Linked DNA regions of Homo sapiens: regions 1 and 2 are each linked to region 3. A link is a loop called in an ENCODE intact Hi-C map of the cell type or tissue named here. Cell type or tissue: heart right ventricle. All regions are shown on one strand.

Evidence for each region. Hi-C counts contacts between places; a loop is a spot of excess contacts. Peaks named below come from ENCODE experiments on the same cell type or tissue, not always from the same donor. Only the 100,000 strongest peaks of a DNase experiment are listed, where the experiment ranks them.
Region 1: it touches region 3 in a loop (3-fold over the local background); 24 of 110 quality-filtered maps call a loop at or near these places.
Region 2: it touches region 3 in a loop (5-fold over the local background); 40 of 110 quality-filtered maps call a loop at or near these places.

The regions. Positions count from the first base shown.
Region 1 is chr10:129,945,453-129,953,452 of GRCh38, reverse strand. The region is part of intron 6 of EBF3 (EBF transcription factor 3); the gene reads left to right. Among named protein-coding and RNA genes, the nearest start is that of EBF3, 15 kb to the left of the region's middle. RefSeq lists an enhancer at 3,527-4,361. In heart right ventricle, no CTCF peak of the experiment used is centred here; DNase peaks (open chromatin) are centred at 3,322 and 7,252; H3K4me3 peaks cover 5,236 bases; H3K27ac peaks cover 8,000 bases.
Region 2 is chr10:129,960,115-129,968,114 of GRCh38, reverse strand. EBF3 (EBF transcription factor 3) reads left to right here and starts at 3,841. Exons shown (of 17, transcript NM_001375380.1): 1 at 3,841-4,480; 2 at 4,592-4,748; 3 at 5,110-5,173; 4 at 5,889-5,944. The coding sequence starts at 4,347. RefSeq lists enhancers at 1,087-1,707, 2,743-3,714, 7,189-7,860 and a silencer at 7,562-7,766. In heart right ventricle, no CTCF peak of the experiment used is centred here; DNase peaks (open chromatin) are centred at 3,794, 4,674, 5,024, 5,894 and 3 weaker places; H3K4me3 peaks cover 5,477 bases; H3K27ac peaks cover 5,178 bases; H3K27me3 peaks cover 6,802 bases.
Region 3 is chr10:129,885,706-129,893,705 of GRCh38, reverse strand. All of the region lies in intron 6 of EBF3 (EBF transcription factor 3), which reads left to right. Among named protein-coding and RNA genes, the nearest start is that of EBF3-AS1, 33 kb to the right of the region's middle. RefSeq lists an enhancer at 1-884. In heart right ventricle, CTCF peaks have their summits at 4,196 and 4,396; DNase peaks (open chromatin) are centred at 1,681 and 4,365; H3K4me3 peaks cover 1,037 bases; H3K27ac peaks cover 3,717 bases.

The DNA of each region.
Region 1 (8,000 bases), 60 kb before region 3:
ATTTTCTTTCATACAGAGTTTGGAATTGCTTTAGTTTTGGTGGGGGTTGAAGAGGGGGGAGGATGAAGTTTTGTCATATTTAACAGCTGTTATAAAATTTCAATCCTGTGGGCTCTGAAAATACTTTTCAGCTGACCTCAGATTTTTATGCGTAATTGACGTTGTGTCATAGGGAAATATTATTTGCTTAACCTTCCATTGTCTGTGATTTCACATTGTCTTTAGTCAGATGACCTGACTACCCCCATTTCAGCTCTGCGCCCCCCCTACCCTGCACAGCCATACTTTGATTCATATGTGCGTTTTAAGTTTACACCTTTAAAGTGACTGTGGAACGGTAGCCCAACGATTGGAGATTTTTTTTTCTGTCTTTCTTCTTTCTTTTCTTTCTTTCTTCTTCTTCTTCTTTTTTTTTTTTTTTAGTCAACAGTGTTTCCTTTCACTTCCTGTCACAAAGGTCAAAGAGAGCCGACCTTTGCTGGCAGTCCTGCTCACTGAATTATTCATGGGATTGACTTTTTGTCAGCACACACAGTTGTGCTCTGGGACATTTTATTCATTTACCTCATTTAAAGCGCCTTTCTGCACCTGTTCAAGTATTAATATCGTGTAATTTGGGCCTAATGCCGATTTTGCTGAACACTCATTATATTTTTTATTAGCTATATTTCCAAACGATTATGTATGATTATTACCAAGCCTTACAAACAGCACCGGGTTATTCCCTAGCCCTTTACATCTTCTTGTCAGGTTGTTTTCAGAAGCGGGGAGGATAAACATTTGACCAGTCCCAATGTTTTTATTCCTACTCCATCTCCAAGCAGAGAACTTAAAGCTTCCTCCCTCATGGCTTTGCACGAGCGTGATTAAATCCAACTCTGCTGAAGCTGTACAAATGCCAGCATTTATAAGGTCAACGCTTTTGTTAAAAATGCTATGTAAATGAGGATCTGCAAAAAGGGACATTAAATAAAATTAAATTCATTGTCTTCTTTAATGTCATTTACATTTTGGCTAAGCCCCGGCCTGTCAAGGAGGATTTTAAAAATAATATTAATTACACATCATTTAGGGATCCAAGGTTTTCTATTCAGTAGCATTTGGATAACCTGCAAAACGGAGACTGTTTATTAACTTCTTAAATGACAACTTGTCATTTCATCTGCATAATGCAATGAAAACAGTATAGTTTGGTGTTAATTTTTCCTTCTCAGTTTTCTTAAAGATGTGAATATAATTATCATTGGATAGGCCTTGGGGTCCTGGAGATCCTCTCTTGGCGGAGGCTGTGCATTGGAGATGCTCTTTGGTTCAGGGTCTGTTTTAATACATTGGGCCTTCAGTGAAGGGAAAGTATTGGCTAGAAATTTGGCAATATTAAAACACCTTTTGGATGAATGGATGTGGCTACAAAGAATCTGATTCTGGCTGGCACCGGCCCCATTTGGCTTCGCCGGGCTCAGGTGTGAATGGCTGTTTTATTCCCTGGCAGCGCCAGTAGGGAGAGGCAAAAAGTTCACTGCATTCATTCATCCTTTCAATTTTTCCCCCTAAACTTCTGAAAATAAACAGAAAAGGAAGAGCTGCATTATGGAGGCACAATGGCATGCTTTCATTTAAAGAGGGAGGCGCCAGGAACAGTGCCCACTTTGTAGGTTTGCCCTGCCCATAAGCTTGAGATGCGGGTGTGCACCACGCCGGCTGCACGGTTAGCCTCCGCTGTGTGTCACAGCTTGCGTGGTCGCCTGCCGCGGTGGGTCAGGGCCACCACCAGGCCCAGGCCTGCATCTCTGGCCTAGGCCTAGGAGGCCTGCGAGATTTATGGCTGCCTGAGCTGGGTAAAGACTCCACCGCCAGGCCAGTCAAGGGCTGGGTTTGAAAACAAGCTACACACCCACAATGACTTCCGCATCACTCTCCACCAACTCGGATTCCCGTCTGCCTGTGCAAGGGTGAAAACCTCGTGGTGTTGCCTTCCCCAGGCCCTGCAGCAGCATGCAGCCGGGTATGAACGTGCAGGGGTGGAGGCAAGGGCTGGAAGCAGGGCTGTCAGAAGCTATACTCTGGGAGGCATGTTGACGGAAAGCATCCTGCACCGCTGCGGCAGCCTTATCAGGTGAGGAGCGAAGATATTGCAGTGCCTGTAATTGTGTTAGGATGGCATGGGTGAATTGGATTACTTTATGGAAAGCCGTCCAAACTCGAGGTTCTGTTACGCATGCTTACAGGAAGCAAATAATTACTCTGTGCACCAGAAGATAATTGGGGCTGGCCAGAGGCCTTCTCGTGATGCCGAAGAAAGCAGGAGAAGCTGGCCTCGTCAAAGCCTTTAGGAGACAGACCAGGAGGACGGTGATCTTTGCTAGGCATAGGTGGCTCACTGTGATGCTGTAATTGTTGGTTACTTTTTAAAGATGGTGAATAATTTATCAGAATTCAAACAGTGGCAAAGGGAGACACGTTGAAGAAGATAAAAATTCCAAGCTCTAATGATGGAAATTGTCATTGCAGACAGGAAGTGATTGACAAGTGGGGGTACAGGAAGTGAAAACTCAAGGAGCTTAACCTGCAGTTGGCAAAGCTTCTGCAGCCTACACTTGGAGAAAATGAAAACCATTCCCTCCGTCAGCTTGCCAGAACACAAGCTCCTCTTGTTTGTTTATCTTAATAGCAAATCTCCCAAAAATGTTTGTGGTCCAAACTCTATATAATGAGACATTATGCTGGCATTATTCATGCTTTAATAAAAATATGGCTATCATTTAGAAAAATTAGTGCAGTAATTTCATGGGTTAAGGGGTTTTTTTTTGTTGTTGTTCTTGTTGAATTTTATAAGCTTCTTAGACTTTGGGGTAACCAGCGTTCATTAAATTGTAGAAGCTTGAGAAAACTGTTTTCAAAACGATGTTTTCAGAAAAAGGTCAGACATATCTGTCAAAAGAGTAAATGCTATAAATTTGCCAACAATTCGATAGAGAGCACTGCAGGGAGGGGTATAGGGAAACTCTTATTTTAGTTGTTTTTGAATCACTCATTTCCCCTTCCCCTTAAAAACAACACAAATGAAAACGATCCCTCTCCAATTCCTTCGCTGGAAGTTGCTCAGCTAGAAAATACTCAAAATTCATGCAGGGCTGTGGTGCCCGAGTGGATGGGGCGCATCCTCTGCAAACGGTGGTGGGGGCAGCAGCCGCGCCTTCCCAGTAATTCACTAGGAAATGAGTTTAACATGTGCGGAAAGGAAGGGGCTCGCGGTTGTGTTGTTGTAGGACATGGAGCCCAGGCCCCGCGAACGGAAGGAGTCGGCTCCAGCGTGTCTCTGCTGGAAGACGGAGCTGCCTGCACATCTGGAGAGGAGGCCGTGCATTTGCCCAGACAGGCAGCTCCAGCCGCCGCCCCTGCCTCCGCCCCCCTCCCCTCCCTCCTCCCTCCTCCCTCCTCCCTCCACCCTCCACCCTCCTGCCTATATTTTCCTCTGTCCCTCTCAGCAGAAAGCAGTTGGGGGCAGGGTGCCATGTTAAAGCACAGAAGGAGACAAAACTTTGGCAGTGTTTAAGGCCCTAAAAGCATTTGCCCTTGTGATGATGAATTTACAAAGGGAGAAAGACCAACCCTGACCATTGAGGCCTGCCAGCTGAGTCCAGGTTTCCACAATGGTTTGGTAAGGAACTGCACCCCCTCCCGCTTTCTCTAAGTTTTCATTGAATCAGAAAGCTTGCACAGAGATGGCCAATCTGGATGTTAGGGAGCTGCTGAAGAACAGGTCTGGAGGCCTGTGCCTGGGCTGGGGCCATCCGAGGGTGACATATGTGCAGTACAAGCCCGGGATTTGATTATGGGCATGGGCAGGCAGCGTGCGCCTTCCCCAGGCGTGCATGTGGGGATCCCTAGCAGGGTCACCCCAACTCTGGGCAGTGATGGGGCCTGCATCAAAGGTCACGTTCCCCCACGAGTCCCATCACTTGGAACAGGGTCATTTAGGCCCCATGGGGGAGTGTCCCTTTTATTTGAGGTAACACCCAGGAAAGCCGGCTTAGTCTTCTTGGCACTGGAGCCTGGGATGCTGCTCACTGGTTTAGGGAGGGGCTCCTCCCTGAGTGCCCCCTAAGTTTTCTTTTTCTCTTTTCTTTTCTTTTCTGTGTGTGTTTTTGAGACGGAGTTTTGCTCTTGTTGCCCCAAGCTGGAGTACAATGGCACGATCTCGGCTCACCGCAACCTCCGCTTCCCGGGTTCAAGTGATTCTCCTGCCTCAGCCTACCGAGTAGCTGGGATTACAGGCATGTGCCACCATGCCCAGCTAATTTTGTATTTTTTTTAGTAGAGACAGGGTTTCTCCATGTTGGTCAGGCTGGTCTTGAACTCCCGACCTCAGGTGATCCTCGGGCCTTGGCCTCCCAAAGTGCTGGGATTACAGGCATGAGCCACTGCACGAGTGCCTCTTAAGTTTTGTAAGAACTTCAGCACCAGGGGATATGGCTGGCAGGGGCCTAAATGCTCTTCTGACAGATTAATGCAGGTGTCCTTTCCAAGTTTTCATTGTCAAGAACCACACGTCCGGCTCTGCAGAATGACATCCCATAGTCAGGAGGAAGGACTGGGAGATGCAAACAGCCTGGGGGGCAGGGCATGAAGCAGGGACATTGAAGCCACACCAGCAACAGGCACCCCTAACCTGGCCTTGTCTTCCTCTGCATCTGATGCAGATTTAAAGGTGTTCTCATAACGCTTTAAAAACACTGAATAGACTATTTTTTAGAGCAGTGTTAGGTTTACAGAAAAATGACCAGAGAGTACTGAGTTCCCATATCCCCCCACCTCCCCCCACCCCCCAGTTTCCCCCAGTGTTAACGTCTTGCTTTGGTGTGGTATCCTCATTACACCTGAGCCAATGCTGATACACGAATATGAACTAAAGTCTGCAGTTGACATTGGGTTCACTCTTGGTGTGGCACATCTGGTGGGTTTTGGCAAACGCATCGTGGCACGTACCTGCCATCGCAGTGCCGTGCAGAATAGTTTCACATGTGCTCCACCTAGCCACCCCTCCCCCTTTCCTGAACCCCTGGCACCCCTGGATCCTTTTACTGTGTCTCTAGTTTTGCTTTTTCAGAATGTTGTAGAGTTGGTAGCATACATTATGTAGTCTTTCCAGGCTAGCTGCTGCTGCTTTTTTTTTTTTTTTTTTTTTTTTTTGAGACGGAGTTTTTGCTCTTGTTGCCCAGGCTGGAGTGCAATGGTGCAATCTTGGCTCACTGCAACCTCCTTCTCCCAGGTTCAAGTGATTCTTCTGCCTCAGTTTCCCAAGTAGCTGTGATTACAGGCATGCGCCACCACACCTGGCTAATTTTTTGTATTTGTAGTAGAGACGGGGTTTCACCATGTTGGTCAGGCTGGTCTCGAACTCCTGACCTCAGGTCATCCACCTGCCTCGGCCTCCCAAAGTGCTAGGATTACAGATGTGAGCCACCGTGCCTCACCCAGACTGGCTTCTTTCACTGAGCAGTAGGCATTTAAGTTTCCTGCATGTCTTCTTGTGACTTTTTAGCTCACCGATAATACTCTCTTTGAATATAATTTTTTTTTTCTTCTTAAAGGTTACTGGGCACTCTGCTTCCTTCCTTTCAGTGTCTTGGTGTTTTAGAAGTGAAATCCTTCACTCCTGAGCTTGTCAAGGTAGCAGGTCATGTTTCGGTGTTTGGATGTCATCAGTGGGGTTCACCAGGCTTTCAGAAGTTTGCCCGTCCTGCCCTTCTTTTTTTTTTTTTTTCAAAGCATTTGGTTCCTTTGCAAAGAAAGAAATGAAAACATTTTAACTTTATATTCAGAATTTAAGTGGCATTGCTCAATTTCACTTATTATAAGGGGTTTATTTCCTCAATAATACTATTTTGGAATATGTAAATAGTATAGGCCATAAAAGGAAAATGATTAAATTATTGGGAAGGCAAATATACTGCACCGTGGCATAAGAACAGAATGAATTCAGCATTCAGTGCAGTTGTTGGCTTTTTTGGTTTAATAAATTAAAGTACAAATTTTCCTAATTGCCAAACAAAATGTTAGGCCAGCTTTAGCCATTGCTGACAGTAAAACACAACATAAAACCTGCTGAGAGTTATATGTGGTATTTAATACGAGACAGAGTAATGCAAGGGTTTTTATGGTTAAGTATGAATTCACACCCACAGCATTTGTTTCCCATTAGGAAAGGTTTGTAAATCAGATCAGTGTGCCGGGATGGGGTGGTCCCCCGGCGGCCCCTCTTCCTTGATATTTGGTTATTGGAAATGCTGCCAAAGGGAGCTCCCTGTCCATTTCCATTTTCTCAATGAAGCGGCTCGTCCCCTGACACGAGGAAGATTGGGTCAGGAAACAAGTGGGGGATTGGATTGGACGTGCTGCTGGTCCCCACTGTCCGAGGTCATCGGCCCGATCCAGCCACTGGGCAGCCGCCATCAGTTACCAAGACATGGGCTGCCAGGTCCCCGGCCAGCGAGGCCCCAGGGAAAGGTGGAAGGACCTGGGAAAGTGCTTGCAGAGGGGGAGGCCAGCGATCACTATCATTTATTAAATTTGACAAGCAGGTTCTAAATATAACAGCCCTTTCCCCAAAGATCATTACCTTGAACAAATAAATGAGTTATGCAAGTTAATAAATGGTGAGGTTCCCCATCCAGAGGTGCACCTTTGTGTGGCTCAAAAATAGACTCTGCCCTTTCCTGCTCCCCACAATGTGGGGGCACTGATCCTCTCCCTCTTCTGTTGGTCACCGGAGCTCTTGCCTGGGACGCATGGCCTCGTCTGCAGTGTGGCACGCCAACAACAATCCAAGAGAAAGCTCAGAAACAAAAATAAACTTGTCTTGGTTCAGAATATTATGACACATAGATGTGCCTTAGAGTTTTAAAAATACTTCTTTCATACGTGATTGTGAATAAAGCGAGGCTTATGAGACATTTAACTTTAAGGAAAAATGTTATTTGGCTGCTCCGAGTCCTGCGGTCAGCAGCATATTTACCGGGTTCGGGACATTTGTCATGACAAGTAACTGCCGCTCATGTTTCCTCAGACCCCATTCTAATTATTTTCAGCAATTACAGCATCCAGAACCCCATTCCAGCCCCAAACACATTTGTTCCCATTTATTAGACTGTGAGCAGTAACTAATTTACATTGTTTCAGAGTTGTGTGTTATGGTAATTTATTGCGTGTGCTGGGGGTCAAACAGAGTTGACCAGTCGCCAGGGCGGGTCCGCGCGAGGCCAGGACCGAGGGCCCAGCAGTGAGAAGCAGGGAATCCGCGGGCATGTGATTTTAAAACGGCTACGGTCTTTTTAATCATGTTTTGATTTATTCCCTGTGACGTTACTTGCTCTGCTCTTACTCCCTGTCTGTGTTTAACAAATCAGAGCCAGGAACAGGATTTTTTTTTTTTTTTGGAAGGAAATAGTAGCGATATCTTCTAACGAGTGGAAACTTTTACTAATGCCCTGAATAAAATATTTGTCAGCGGCCTCCACTAAACGTAAAAGCACTCCACAGAGAAACAATGTCTTAACTGTTCCCTTCTCCTTGTAGCAGGTTTTGTTATCAAGTTGAGGAAAAAGGCTTGTTTAGGCGAAAATAATGATCATAAATAGAGCTGTATGGTGAGGCTCGAAGGGAGCGGTGACAGGGGCTGCTATCATACCTGCAATTCCAAGGAAATATGAGTGTTCTGATCCAGGGAAGCAGTAATTATCTTTTTGTGAAGAATGTACAATGGTGTCGGATGATGAATTGATCGCAGATTGGACGCATGGTTTAACTGTCATGTTACAGAGATAAGAGAGAGCTCCGGGATCCTGCACCGCTTCTGCTAGTTCACAGCCAGCCAGTTTATTAGCACAAATCCCAAATGTTTAGTAAACTCATTAGGTTCCATCTAATGCTAATTTATCATCATAGATGGAACCCTAGCAGTGGAGGCCGGAGGACTGTACGGAATCCGTGTGATTTAC
Region 2 (8,000 bases), 74 kb before region 3:
CTGATACTCCAGGGGACTTGGCCTCCAGGAACTCTCGGCCCAGGCTTCTCAACGCCGGAAATGCAGTTTATTACTCTTTGGAAGGATGTTAGGGAGGTAGGCGGGTGCCCTGGGCTAAGCCTCGATCAAGAAGGGGGCATTCGCCCGGTGCCCTGGGCGCTGGGCCCTGGGCCCGTGCAGACACCGCGGCAGGCCTCGCGCCCTGGGATTCCAACTTGGCCGAAGTTTCTGGGTGGGGGTGGCTTGGAGTCCGGTACCAGCCCAGGTCCCCGTCTCTGGGCCTTGCACCAGGCACCAGTGGAGGATCTGAGACTGAGGAGGGGTAAGGGGAAAGTTTCCTCTCTACGCGCGCCGAACAGCCCCCTTCACGGGTGGGTAGTGGGTACCGGCGGAGGACGCTGGCACGCGCGGTGGCTCGGGCACTGAGTGGCTGGGCAAGGAGGCCAGGGTGAGCCTAGGTGCGGCTCCTGGGAGGTTAGAGCCCCCGCTAGACTTCAGCCAGGTTTTTTGATGGTGCCACGGATCAGTGGCCCAAGCGCCGCCAGGGCCTTCTGCCCTGCGCCCGGCACGCCGCTCCCAGAGCCGGGCGCCAGGGGCGGCGGGCGCTGTCTCTTTAAGGTCACTGCCTGCTCCGGCACGACATGGGGAGGACAGCTGGGCACTGGCCATCTGACTGACTCCGGCTTGACATCTGGGAGCCCACTGGTGTGTGGCACGCGAAGCGCTTGATGCCGCTATTTAAATGCAAATGTGAGGGGGCTCATTGAAGCCTCTCCCCGTAAATCCGCACAAAAGGAATACTTCCCACCCTCCGAGGAGGAGGCGGCGGCGGCAGCTCGAGGGCCACCCGTGCAAATCGCGTTGGGCGCGGGGCCCTGAGCGGTCGCCGCAGCCGTCGCGGCCCGCGGGGTCCCCGGCAAAGGTCAGGCTCCGCCCAGTCCGGCCCCCGGACGCCGGTCTGGCCCCTGGGAGCGCTCTGTGCACCGAGGTTAGACCTGCGGCCGCCGTGGGCCTGCAAAACTTCCAAAGTAGCAGCCTGTTTCTCCTCGTCTCCCTTCTCCTGGGTACCCAGCGCCCCGCCTTCCCCAGAAAGGGCGAGGGGTGGGGGCAGGGCTCCCTCGGGAGGTGGCCAAGCGCCGGGACGCGCTCCCAGCGTTACTCAGGACACTTGGGATTTGGCCTGCAGCCCCCTTCCCCATCCCTGGCCTGGCTGCGGTGTCCCTTGCTCCCCTCTGCTGCTGCTCCTGCCCCATCAAGTCGAAAATCTGAGGGTGGGATGGGGTGGGGGACCAGGGGGTACCCTCCCAGGCCGCTCCGCAGCAGGCCGAGGTGGAGACCCTGCCCGGTAGGCGAGTCCTTGTGCCCACAGCTCGGAGCCAGCAGCGGAGTGACAAAAAAGATAAAGTTGGTGAATGATAAAGACCGTATTTTCCACGCTTTGGGTGCGGGACCAGATGATCTAGAAAATGAGCTGAAATGGATTCAGCCTCCGAGCCTGTTGTGAGAGCAGCTGATTCCCCCATTTCGGGCCAGATGGCTGCTGAACACAGATTTGCATTCATTTTCGCTTAATATCGTCCAAAATAGTGGGGCAGCTGCATTTGTTGTCAAAAAGGTTTAAAACCCCTTTTCTTTCTGGGGCAGGATCGTTACCTTATGTGATGGGCTTATAGAACTTTTTTTTCCTCTTTAGTCAACAGTATCAGATTTAGAAGGATTTGTTTTTAAACCTTCTAATTTGGTAATCAGATTTAAATCGCCTTGGCGCGTGTAATCTGAATTAAAGATACTGTAAATGATTTTAAGCATGATACTTTCGTTAGCGCAAGGAAGGGGCACCTCTAGCACAGGCTGGACATTTTAGGAAGTGTGCTATAAAGGAAGCATTGTTTCCTATTTCCAACTTCATCTTTCCCGAAAAGGCACTTTGCATATTCTGACAATAACGCTTGCCTGGCCGCTTGCCCTGCGTGAGCCCCCGAAGCAGCTAAACACGCAGAGACAAAGCGTTTCTCAACCCCACCCTCCCTCGATGGCCAACTTTATTTTGCGTTGTTTCTCCACGAAGAAAGTGTTCCCTCCTACACCAGTGTCTGCCGAGAGTGGAAAGCGCTGGGCTTATTAGGAATACAGAAATTTTCTTTTAATTTATCATGAACAGTTTCCATACACTTTGATTTAAGGTTATTAACATTCTATAGACAGTGGCATCTTTAATATGTGGCTATCGCTTCTAAAGACTAATCTCATTACCCTCAAATAGTCATAAAATATGATTTTATTATACTTACGTATTTAATTAGACGGCCGGCACCGTAATGGATTTTGAGATGGGACTGGCGCAACAGCTTTGATAATTCACTTATCTTTGGCAATAGTCATTAACCCCCAACACCAGCAAAATAGATCTCTTTCCAACACATCTTTTTTCTCACTCCTTCCAAGAGGCGTGGGGGTCCCCAGACAACGTGAATCGGACTTCGACTTTCCCGATTAATTAAAATATTAACGTACACACGCTGCCAATTCACGGGAAAAGGGAGTGCTGCCCCAGACCCGGCGGGAGGAGGCTGCCCTGCAACACACTTGCGCCCTGCAATCTTTTTTTTTTTTTTCTTTTAATCAAAAGGGCCTGATTTCTCTTGGCAGGGAAGTGCCTAGGACAGTTCCTGGTCGTCCCCTGGGTCTCTGCTCCGTGTCGCGCAGACGTCCTTTGGGCGGGCCGCGCTCCTGGGCGCGGAGTCCCGGCTACAGGAGCTGGGCCGCGGGGCCCACAGTCTGCCCGCGCCCGGCTGCCCTCCCGATTCCTAGAAACCAGGTCGGGAAGCCGCGCGCCGCGCGCTCACCCGGGTCCGGCGGCTCCGAGGGCCGGGCCACAGCGCCCGCGGCGTCCGCTTGGTTTTTGGAGCAGTTGGCTCCAGGGCGGTCTGGCCACCGCGCAGGTCGCGCAGCCAGACACCCGGCTCCGGGTCGCCGGAGAGGCCGGGCGCGCTTCCCGTCGGCCCGGAGAGACCGGAGCCTTCTTTGTCACTCGCTGTGCGTAAGAACAGGCCAGGGGCCGGGGTCTGCCGCGGCCACCGGGGGAGAGGGAGCATCTGGCAGACCCTGCCTCCGACGTGATTCCCTGCCCGGCACTCGGCGGCCTCCGCCGGGGTAGGAAGCTTGGGGTACCTGGCGGGGCTCAGACCGGGACCGGCCGGCCCTGCAGCAGCCTTAGGTCTGCTTAGAAATCAGGCTGAGCTGCGCGTCCAGCCTTGGCCGGGGAGCCCTGGGCACCCCTCCTCCCAGTCCGTTGCCCGCTCCTCCCTCCGGCGCCCTCCCTGCGGTCGACCTGCCTCTTCCCACTTCTCCTTCGGGCGGCCCCAGGACAAGCTGCAGCCCCTTGCATTTATTGCATGCATCTGGGCAACTTGGGGCGCCTCAGCATTTTACAGCCCCCCGCCCCGCCCATCGTGTTCGACTGTGTGGCAGGTTTTGCAGGGAGGTATTAAGGGGCCAAACTGCAATTGTGCAGTGGCTGCGTTTGTTTCTTTTCAAGATTTATTTGGGCGAGTAGTAACTTCCTTGGCCGCGGCTGGACGCGAGGAGCCGCGGTGCGTGGCGGGGGGCGGCGGCGGCGCTCGGTGGCGCTCGGCGGCGGCGGGGCTCGCGGGGCTCGCGGGGCTCGGGCCGGCTCGCGGCGCCGTCAGGCAGTCAGTCGGCGAGCGCGGCGGCGGCGGCGGCGAGGGGCGCGGCGAGGGGCGGCCGCTCCCATATATGGCGCAGGCACCGCCCCCCGACGTCACCCTCTGACAGCGCCGCTCCCGGGGGCTTCGAGTTTTGGCTCCCGGGAAAGGGTCCATTCCTCGGGGAGAGAGGGCTGAGTTTTGTGCGCCTCCGTCCGCTGCGCGCGCCGCTCCAGGCCCCGCCGCGCCCCGCCTGCGCCCGGGACTGCGCCGCAGCACTCACTGCCCCGTTTATTTGTCTTTGGAGCAGGCGGGCCGCGCCAGAAGCGGGCGATCCCGCAGTGTCCTGCAGCCGCGGACGCCGCCTGGCTAGGATGACACCACGTTGAGCGCGCCTGCAAACAACAACAACAACAAGCGCCGCCGCGGCCACCGCGTCCTGCTCCTTCGAAGCGCCGCCGCCGCCGGTGGAGCCGCCTCCGCGCCCCTGGCCGTCCGGAGCGCCCGGCCGCTGGTGTATGTCGCGCCTGCCCGGGACGGGCTGAAGCCGGCGGCGGGGCCGGACCGCAGGCGCCGAGCAGGGCGAGGGCGGCCAGGGCAGCCGCCTGCCGCCAAGCCCCGAGCGCCGCTGCTCGAGGAAACGCTTTCGGCCGGGAGCTGCGGCCGCCGCCAGCAGTTTTCATGTTTGGGATTCAGGAGAATATTCCGCGCGGGGGGACGACCATGAAGGAGGAGCCGCTGGGCAGCGGCATGAACCCGGTGCGCTCGTGGATGCACACGGCGGGCGTGGTGGACGCCAACACGGCCGCCCAGAGGTACGTACCGGCCGCCCCCGCGCGCCCTGGCCCCGGCCCCGGCCCGGCCCGGCCCCCTCCGCCGGCCGGCGCCGCGCTCCTCACCGGGCCGCTGTCTCTTTCCTCCCGCAGCGGCGTGGGGCTGGCGCGGGCGCACTTCGAGAAGCAGCCGCCTTCCAACCTCCGGAAATCCAATTTCTTCCACTTCGTGCTGGCGCTCTACGATAGGCAGGGGCAGCCGGTGGAGATTGAAAGGACCGCTTTTGTGGACTTTGTGGAGAAAGAGAAAGTAAGTGCAAACACACGATCACACCCTCTCTCTTTCTAGAAGCGGGAGGCAGGCGGTGCCGGTGCGCGGGGGTTCGAGTGCCCCCCTAGGCGGCGGGCTCGGCTCCGCCAGGCCACCCCGCCGCCGCCACGTGCGGCCGCCCGGGACCGCCGAGGGCTGGGCAACTTCTCTGCGCCCTCGGACTTACTCGGGGCGAGGAGAACGCTGGGCTTCCAGCAGGAAAGTGACATCACCGCGCTGCTTCGAGCTAGGAATCCTGCCATGTGTGAGGCCGAGAGCCTCGGTCGCGGAGGGGGACCGAGCGTGGTGGCCGCGCCTGACACCGATCGCACTAAATGCAATTATTTATCGTTACTTTCAGGAGCCAAACAACGAGAAAACCAACAACGGCATCCACTATAAACTCCAGTTATTGTACAGCAACGGTAAGTGCCTGCTGCGTGCTCGCCGCCCCTGCAGCGGCTGGCTCTCCTTTTCTGCGCTGGTGAAAGGACATAAAGATTTGAGATTAAAATGACATGGATGTAAACACGAAATCTTCTCATGGCATAGAAGGAAAACAAAACATAAACGATCAATAAGTCGATGGCACTTCACATGATTAACCGGTGGGGCTTGAAGTAGAAAGTAAGAAAAAGATCGATACGGGCTCCAGCAGAACATCACTTTTAAGTGACTTTTTTCAATTTTGCAAATTAATGTTAATTATTAGGATGGGGGTAACTCCATAAACGGAGCATAACTTACTTCCTGTGAACGAGTTTTTTTTTTTTAAATCCTCGAGAGACATTAGAAAGAGTTCAGCCTCTCACTCAGTTTCCATTTGGTGCTTTTTCTTTTCTAAAAATAAACGACCACATGGGCCCACCGCACACAGCTACCAGGCCTGCTCTCCACCAGGCAAGTTCCTTGCACCTTGAAATGCAAGCCCTAAGAGCCTTAAGGTTCTTAGTTAAGAAAAGAAAAAAAAAATTAAGCGAGAAGTGGTGGGGTTCTCTTTCTCCCTTTCAAAGGGATTGCCTAAGTTCTGCTGCATCACCGTGGCAGCAGTCCTGAGTTACAGACTTCCTGTGCTCCGTGTGCCCTCCCCGAGGTGCAGCACTCAAATCCTGATGAGAATTTGTCTCTGTTTTTTTGCAGGAGTCAGAACAGAGCAAGATCTGTATGTTCGCCTCATAGATTCAATGACCAAACAGGTGAGAAAGTTTATGCCTCTGCACGAGTTTTCACTGCTGGGCCTGGGTTGTCCTGGGCTTCAGAGGCAAGGGCACTGACAAATGGATCTCGTGTATTTGTTTTCCATTGAGTTTCCTTGACATGCTAATGAGAATTCCATATTTATTGGAATGAATGAAGCGATTGGTAAAATAGTTTATGTTGTCATTAGAACAGGACATATATGCTTTATTAAATGTCTTGTGATTGGAATCATATTCTGTCTTAATTAATTATGGTAATTAATATTTGACAAAAATTTCAAGATGTCCCCCCTCTTGTTTATTTTTAAATGCTTCTCTCTCTGCTAGGAATCAGTTCATTTGGATTTTTTTTCCTATAACAAAGGCAGCTAACTCCTAAGCCCATCGAGTTGGACTTGATTAGTTCATTTTTTTTCTCCTTTCCAGTGTGATGGTCTAGTAACACGAGACGTTTATTTGGATTTAAAAGTTAAATGTGTTGGGGTGAAAAGTCACCTTGTTCTCCTCTAGTCCATCTTCACCTCGCAGCCCCCCAGCTCCATAATTCAAACTCCAAGCTCCAGGGGTCACTCCAACCCGTCCACTGCTCTGCCCCCTCTCCCACCCTCTGTCATACCTTGTAAATAACATAATTACAAGCAGTTCCTTATTAAATTATTTAACCTGTCTTGGTCAACTTTTCCGATGATAACTATTGGCTATCAGTAATGTGATTAAGTGGAGAAAAGTGCGTCACTGCTTTTTGACATTGTGCAGTCTCTGGCTGCTGGTTTTGTGCTGGGTGGTGTGTTGTTGTTGATTTGGTTGTTTTAAAGATTTCCCCCCGCCCCCATTTTCTTAAAATAGAGTGTTGTGGTGGGGAGGGGGGCAGGTCCAGTTTGTAGATTAAATCCACTCGGCACAGATTGTTTTAAAATATACTTCCAAGCTGGACTTCACACTTAGAAATGAAAGTGGCTTCTTCGGTTTTGATGCTAACTTTAAGAATTGTGAGCCAAGTAAAGGAGAGCTCGTTGGGGCTTCCTGCAGCCCAGCACATATGCCTCCCACTCTCTGCATGCAATTAGTTTGCACATTTTATTTCCCCTTTAAAAAGTTTGTCCTTACCTAGGTAGCAAGGGTGTTAGATTTTAATGCCTGCAGTGGTAAACCAGTGTGCTTTTCTCTTAGAGTAAAACAGATCTGACAGGTAAACTAAGGTCTTTCTGACAAAGACAGAGGCGGTGTGCCCTTCTGTAATTATTTCACTCGATTCAGAGAAGCCTCTGGAACTCCGGCTGCTGGTTGACAGGGTGATTTTATTTCCTTTGTATATAATGGCTAAATGTTTTCGGAAATCGCTATAGTCTAATTAAGAGGTTTATGTAGGCAGCCCTAAGTTTCTCTGTTGTTGCACAGAGGAGGAGGAGGCTTCGTTTTAAGTACACTTTTATTGTTCATTTAGCCTTGTACCTTTGCAGTATAAACAGGGCTGAAAATAAAGGCATTTAATCTCCTCTCACTGACGGGCATGGAGGGGCAAAAAAAAAAAAAAAAAAAGGAAAGAAATAGCCCAGTAACTGATCAAAGAGTCAATGGCGCTGAACCGACAGTTTATGGATTTCTGTTTGTGCTACAAAATAAAAAATAAATCAAATATAAATACGGCGATCCATCGGAGGACAAGCCACTCTCTCAGAAGCGCTGGTGCCCGCCGCGGCCACGCGCCCTGCAGCGCCAGGCGACTCGTTGGCCTGCGGTGACACCCATCACTTCTGTGGTTCTGAGCCGGGTCCAGGCAGGAGGCTGGGTGAGCGGGGTTCGCGGGGAACCTTCCCTCTTCCCAGGAGGGCAGCCCCGGGCTTTCACCAGAAAGGGCTTTGTCCGCCTGGAAGTAGAGGAAAGTGTCAGAAGTGCCCGGGGAGGTTGGAAGGAATTTCCAGATAATTTTCAGGGGTGGGGGCGGGAACCGGAGAAGAGGACATCCCTCCCCCTTCCGTGGAATTTTATGCAGGGAACTTGGAGCTCCCGGCCCCAGCCTCCCGCCCCTCCCCCAGTAGACTTTTTTTTTTTT
Region 3 (8,000 bases):
GTGCGCTGTGATTTGCAGATTAGCTGGAGAGGCTCGTTCCCGGCGTCAGGAAGTTTGCCAGCAAGTCTTTGTTTACCATGCCAGGGGAAATTGTCAGAGCTGGTAAAAATTTTCTTCAAATTTTTTCATCTTCCTAATCTAACAGTTTACTGAACTTGATAAGTGTCCTATCAACATGTTAATCAAATTACTTATGAACAAAAATTGACAGTTTTCATTAATTATACAAGATTATTCTAATTGCAATTCAAATTTATTCATTTAGAACAGAAGGTATTCAGTAATATTTTACAAAATTTGCATATTAAATGGAGGGAGTTGTACATTATGTATGATAATGTATGCACATTTTCTTATTTTTAACTTCAGGGCCATATGTGGTGCTGTTGTCGGAGCAGGTGAAAAGTCTGAGTGTGTTTAATTTGCTTGACAAACATTAGGCTGGGGCTTGTCAAGTGGAGTATAGTGAATGCCAATCTTTATTTACTCCTTATTGATTACCCCAAACTCTAAACATCTGCATACCTTGTATAAATTTCCACTTATGAAGCTGAAATTGATGAATGAAAGCCCATGCCATTTCCCGGGGATTGGTACATTTCAGGAGTGAATCACAATCAATTATTGTCATAGGACTATTGAAATATAAAGGGAGAGCTGGGAGGGAGGGCCCAGCGCCCTGCTCTCACGATTGATTCAGGCAGGAGCCTGTTCCGAACCGTGTGTGCCAGATTAGCCCGTGACTTCATGACGAGCATGGGAAGTATGCTAATTAACGGCTGGCTGCCGGCGCCCTCCCCTAAAATGGGAAAATACATATTTGGGGGTTATGATTTGATGGCGACGTTCAAGTGCGTTGTCACAGATTGGGAAAGCGTTTTCATCAAGCTGGCTTGTTATGCCTCGTTTCGATGTGGTTTAAGCAGCAGTCTTATTAGGTTAACCCTGCTCAGTGAAAGCAAGCAGGCTTACTTTCTGATTAGATAAAATGTGCAGGCATAATGGGAAAAGTCATTAAGTGATGAATGTACTCTTAGACATGGACTAATCATACTCTATTTATGTAGCTGGTTCGTAGCTATGACCCTCTCGTGTGATTCTTGTGCTATATTTATGGTCAGTGGTGATTATCATTAATTTGTAACGCACATAAACATTCATGCAACACGGCTCACTCTCTGAGCCGTCACAGGAGGCCTCATTCCCGGTCTGGACCCATGGTGTTGCTCACCTCACAGGTGTCCGGCATCCGTGGCACCAAAATCCCCAAATAAGTGGAAATCGCCAAACAGCTCATTGCACTTGGCTCCTATGGTTCCAATGACAACAGTTTTATATGGAAATTGAGTTCATCAAATTAATTATTCACTGCTTTTACGGGAGTGGGTTCCAAAGCAGGGGCATGTGCACACTGTGAAGACCTACCCCTCTCCTGTTTCCTTGGGGGCACCCCAGCACCGCCTCCTGGCCCCAGGTAGTTTCATAAGGGCTCCAAAGAGGAACCCGACTAAGAGCCCCGCTACTCATCAGTTGGAGCCTGGGACCCGGGGAGAGACCCGGGATCATCCTGCTCAGTCAAGTTCACTTGACTCTGTCATTTCTTGCCGCTGCTGAGAAATGCTTCCCCTGCCAGTGTCCCAGCCCTGGGTCCTCAGGCAGGCCGTTGGCCAGAGAGAGGCGGGCCCATCAATCTCCCTTAACAGCCTGATTGGCTGCAGGTCAGCTGAGAGGAAAAGGTTTGAGATTGGGACGGGTTTAGCCAGGAATCTCGGAATTTCCCGGATAATTGGGGGAGAGTGACGCCAAGCTCTTCCTGTCACTTTTAGATATTTCTGAACTACCTCTGTAATGAATTGGAATGCCTCTTACCAGGGCCTCAGAGACGCCGTGAGCCACTGAAGTTTATGCTCTCCAATTATCCAGAAGGATTCTCAAAAGTGGGCTGTGGGCCTCTGAGCTCTGTTGTGCTTGTAATACATGGCATCACCTCCTTGGGTGGCAGACCACCGGGCCACGGATCCACAAAGGATGGCGCGGCCTGCTGGGGACCCTGTATTGGTACAGACATCACTGCAAGTCTGACTCAGAGCTAATTGCAGATAGTTCATTTAACTCTGACTTCTGCAAAAATGGATGTAAATATGGAGGGAAACACACAACAGTCGTTTTCGTGAAGAACGGCCTTAGGACAAAGACAAAGAATAAAAAATGTCTTTTGTATTTACTTGAAACAAATGAATGGTATCAGGTGAAAAATATCTGTCTGTGCTTGTTCAGATTTAAGGCCTACAAATTTGCACCTTATTCCAATTTCCTGCATGCACGGGAGGAAGTGCGAATAGCTTATTCAGAGGCAGATTAATGCAAAAGAGCTGAGAGGGCACATAAATCTACAAGTAGTGACTTGTACCATCATGTAGGTGTAATGATTATCAAACTGGAATCAGGGCTCAGAGTATCAGCTTAACACAGAGAAAATTTGCTTGATGGGAGAGTATTAAAGTCATGCTATAATATATCCATATACTGTGACTAAATTTTATAGTTCATGAAGCATATTAGTATTACACTATATCCCGGTACATTCAAAAGGTGATTTCCATTTAGATGCTCATTTTTCATGAAGATAAATATGACATGAATCATAATTTCCCTGAAGTAAATATTACAAATAATAAAATACTCAGGCAAGCAAGTTGAGGAATGACAGTAATGTTTTCCATTTGTATGGTAAGTGGCGAACCTTGTGGCCTATCAAGTAACAAATTGAATGTTTAATCTTTCTCCATGCAGATTGAGGATGGCAAAGTAGCGCGGTCTCACAACAAATTGAGAGTTCTCTGGTGACTCGTGGAGTATCAGCTCTTTTGCCTTCAGAGGCCAATAGAGGGTGTCAGCAGAGCTTTGTCAAAATAGATCACGAGCATGAAGTTGTAAAATTGCAATTTACAACAAAAAGACTTTGGGATAACGGGCAAATCTTAGGCATGCTAAATACATAGCAAATATTTAGAGAGGCTTTGTAAGCAATTTAAATATTGTTAGGGGAAGTTGCTTAGCATCTGTGGAGCATCCCAGCGGTAAAGAAAGAAATGTATCCTATCAAATGGTAAATAGTCTATTCCAAATGATAAAAATATTCTTTAGATACTAGCTGATCGAGTTAAACTAATTGGTTGACGGTGCCTTAAAGCCGTGCCCAGTATTAGGCTGGCGGAGGCCCCGCTGTGCACGTCACACCTTATGGTGTTAATGGCGCTCTTTGTGCTACATCATCTTTGCCGATTTGCCCTCACATTTTGGAGTCCCTCCGGGCCTTGGGGATCCTGGTGCAGCAACAGCTTGTTTCCCTGGGATCTCGATGCTGGCCTGGAGCCGGCCTGCCGCCTGGGGTCTCGGCAGTCCAGGCCACAGTTCAGGGTCACTTGTACCACACAGCCCGGGGATGTTCCTTCTGCTGAAGGTTCTGTTGTATATTAATTTTAAGTTGCAGTGTCTGCACTGCAAGATGACACCACTCGCATTTTGATTAAGGATTTTATACATGAAAAAATTTTCATTATCTGAGTTCCCAGAGACCTCCCTGATTGGTTGGCTGTCTGACCCACAGCTGTGTCTCCAAGCGTCGGGGTAAGGACTCGGGCACATGAGTGTGCCCTGCACTACCTCTGGTACATGAACAATTAATGGGGCTTTTGACTCTCAGGGAAGTCAAGACTCTTCATAACCAAAAAAAAAAAAAAAAAAAAAAAAAAAAAAGGCACTTCAATGGGCTTTGCTCATTTTCCCGTTGATTTCAGGGAATGTGGAAAGAGTCACTGAGTTACAGGGTAGTAAAAGTGGTCGGGGGCTGCCTCTGCATGTCCTGAGCCTCTACGGTTTGCATTTTTTTTTTTTTTTTTTGCAGATGTGACATAGCCATGGGAAAAGAAGTGGAGGAATATGGCCTACTTCCCCTCCCTGCACCCAACAGGACATTCATTATTTATCCTGGTTGTTTTCCTCTTTTAACTTCTGCCCAAATTATGAGTGAGGATATCTGGTCATTAGAAAGTGAACGGAAGATTCCCCTGCATCTGTCTTCTCTTATCAAATGAGTCAAGGGAATGTGTGTGGAACTCACTGGGAATGTGTTGCTGGCTGTTTAGCGGGTGGGGGGTGCAGGGAGGCTGCAGAGTTTGGGGAGCAGGTGGATGATGGAACCGTCCGACAAGAAAGCTGTGCTCAGGCAGCAGAGCCCACATATCAGTGGGACGGCCCAGCCGCAGGAGGGGTCTGTCCCAAGTGTGTTGCAGGCAGGAGCTGCTCCCAGCCCAAGGCTGCCCGCCCACCCTGGCGTTTGCTGGTTTCCGCTGAGGCCCGTCCGAGAAGCCCTCTAGTGGGGACAAGCGGGACCACGCTCCTGTGCCACGAGCTCTGGCCTTGTCCCTTTGGCCCCCATGCTCTCTGTAGACCCTGCCCCAGCGGGAGGGCAGTGACATGGAGGGGCGTTGGGGTCTTCTCTGCAGGGCACATGCTGCTCTGTTCACCTGCCAGGGCTTTGGCGGCCAGCAGAGGGGACCACCATGTCCTTTGCAAAGAACCAGACCAGGGCCTTCTGCAGATGCTGGGCTGCCTTGTGGACAGCTGCTGGTTCCTTCCCATGAGCTCTTGGAAAGTTGCACAAACCCCGACTGGAGGGGCTGTTGGGGAGGGGACAGGGGTTCCCGGTCCACCCCCTCTGCTGTCACGCCTCTGGCCTGTGCGCCGCCACCATCTGTATAGGCCCAGGCCTGCTGCTCCCTCTGCCCACACTGGGGTTTTGATAATTCCCTACCTTTTTTTTTGTAATTGCAGAATCATAAAATATTTTAATTTCAAGGTTAGCAATTTTCTCTTGCATACTTAATTTATAATTAGCTGGTTTATAAACCTGTTCTGCGAATATAATTTTACTGTTGCCAAATGTTCTTCATGAATAATTAAGGACAAATCCCTATTTATCAAATTATTAATATACCTAATAGCCTTGTTTTCATAAACAATGCATTGGAGCTGGATTTAAAGAAAACCTTCTCAGAGGGATCTGGTGTTCGGTTCCCACCGCGGCCGGGACCCGCTCTGGGCATCCGCACAGAGGGATGCTTGTGCTGCGCCGATGTCGTGGCCCCGGCCTTCTTTCCTCCACAAAAGCGCAGGTATCAGTAGCTGGACAAACACAATGGCCATTCACCAGTGGGACTGGGCCTCCGCGGCCTTGTGAACAATGTTGTTATTTGTTCTAGCAATTCACCAGGAGCATTTTGGAAGGAAATGTAACAGATGAAACCCTCCTTTCAGCCTTTAACGACCTCTTTAAATCCTGCCCCCATCAGGAGTCTACCAGTTTTCAAAGCGAGGAAAGCAACTTCGACGCGCCAGTTTGGATCTAAGGACGCAAAAGCCACCGCCTCGGGCCCTTCAGTCTGTTGACTGGGACCATGTGAGGTTCAGGTCCAGAAGGCGGAGGAAGAGCCATAGCGGGTGCTGCTCCCCGACAGGAAAATGGAAAATCACGCGGAGGGCGTGACGCATGCTCGCTGCAACTCCTTCCTGGAGCACGCCCACGTTCCATCGAGGACAACGAAACTGTTCTTCTCCCTGTGCAAGAAATTCAAGTCCTTTTCTCACGAAGAGAAGGTTCCCAGCTTACCCTATCAATAGTTTGAACAATTGGAGAAAAATAAGCAAACCACGAGGCCGATTGGGATGGATCAGCAAGGAGTTTCTATGGCATGGTCCCGGGCTTCCCTACTGGACGTTTTAGGGACTGAGCATCTATGAGGAGCGTGGGGGCGGGTTAGCTGATTTTGTTTGCCTCTTACCATTCGCCAGGTTTATAGTCAACGCTCTGAAAGGAGATCAGGGCCGCGGCGCCTCTCTTCTTGGGGCTGGCATGTGCGAACCCACCACTCGCCATGTGTGACTCCATGTGCATGATTCATTCCAGAGCAGTTTTAGTCCTCATAAAATATTCATTTTGGTTGTGCAGGGCCCTGTAATTGCCATCTCTCACCCTGAATTATTTATACCTTGCACAGACTGACAAAGCTTTGCCATGCGGCCCTAGATGAATCAGAAACACGGATCTTTGCTGCCAACAGCATTATAGTTCCACAAAATATGGCACCAACGTCATTCTGGGCTGCCTCATCTCTAAATCCAGCTTTTCTTGATTTGACATTTTCTTTACTCTTCCATTGTCTTAGCCAGGCAGAAAGGTTGCCTCTTAACTGTAAGCAGCAACCTTTCTTGCTTGCATTATAGCCGCTGTGCTTGAGAGAACTAATGTATCTTTATTGCCCTTACTTTTTTATGCTCGGTAACAAGACAGCGCTTGGGCTCACTTTAGAGCCATATATTATACATTAGCGATAAAATGATGCAAATAGTCCTGAATACTCTTCAAACAGATAGTGGAGATCAGGCTGGATCAAGCTGCTTGTCACAAAAACAGAAAATGAAAGGTGACGTGCAAAGTTGGGCCGAGTGGCATGCTCCCCAGCCGTGGGCTGTTGCAGGCCCAGGGCTGAGGGTCCCAGGTGGGGCTGCAACTTGTATGGGCTTCTTTGTGGGCCAGTGCCCCCGACTCTCAGCATCCTAAATGCATCTATTCACCTCCCCCCCCCCCCCGCCCACAACCCCCACCCAGCCTCTTCCCCGGGCCTGTGCTTACCCTGACATCTCCATGTTGCAGCCAGGCGCTGATCGGTATTTCCTTCTGTTTCTGCATTCCAGTGTTAAAACCCCTTCTTGACCAGGGGCACTCAAGTGTGCGTCTCTCTGTGTCTCTCATACATAGTCTCCTGCACCCCACACGACAGGAGAGGAGCGGTTAGAAGGACAGACATTGGAATCACATCTGAAGATTTAGGAGAACCGTGCTAATGTGAATTAGGCACTGGTAGGATGGAGCTAACTCCCCTGCAGACCTTTTAAAACAAGAAGGGAAAGAAACCCAGTCAGCTCTGAATGTCGGGAGCTCTTGTTTCTGAGCAGAGACAATGACGACCTGCAAAAATCCCAGGGAAAAAAAAATTCCCACATACCAGAGGGCCGCAGAACAGATAATCTGTGAAATATTCCAACACAGCTGCCTGGTGGCGTGGGGAGCCGAGCAGGGTTTACTGAGATTTTAACACCTTGGTCCTTCCCCGAGCCACAGAACGGGATTAATTTATGGCTCCTGGCTCATCAACAAAGGGAGGTGAAGAGAGAGGGCTCGGTGCTGTTCCGAGTAATGGATGACCTGTACACACATTTCTCTTGTATATGTTGACACGCAGGAGTAATGAAGTTAAGGCTTTGCACACATGTGCCCCTCATTAAGCTGCATTACCTGCATTAAAACTAATAATTGCCACTCAGAGCTGTGCGCCCATTAATCATTTATAATGTTTTAATAAGTTTTTAATCAGGACCTAAAAGGCTAGAGAGCCGCATAGGCAGGTCCAACACTGGTGTCCTCCGTGCATGCACAGGCTTGATTTAAAATGTGATTTTTTTATTAATAATTCAGCCTACAAAGATGATAGTTCTTAATTAAGCAAGCTGGTGTGGATGGGGGAAATGTACATCCGAGGAGGAAAGGATTAACAAGATCTTTCCCACTTGGAGATGGGAAGCAAAAAAAAAAAAAAAAAAAAAAAAAAAATTAAAACCAAAAACAACACCCCCTCACCCACATTTATTTTGAGAATGACCTCCCCAGCCATCAGGAATCAGGATGGCGAAAGAAGCATTCCCGTGATCTTCAGATCCCTAAAAACACACACGCGTATGGTGGGAGAGGCTTGAAACCCTAAGTTGGGATAAGCATAGGCACTTAATCTCTGCATAACCTGTAAAAGCCTCCCCTGGAGCTGGCAACAAGTCAGGGGGGTGCGTCTGTTGTGAGCCAAGTGATGCTGGCATTTTTCTTAAATAAGGAGCTTCGTGATCAGAGCTGGCAAATAGAACAGTGTCCAGAGGGAGAGAGGAAG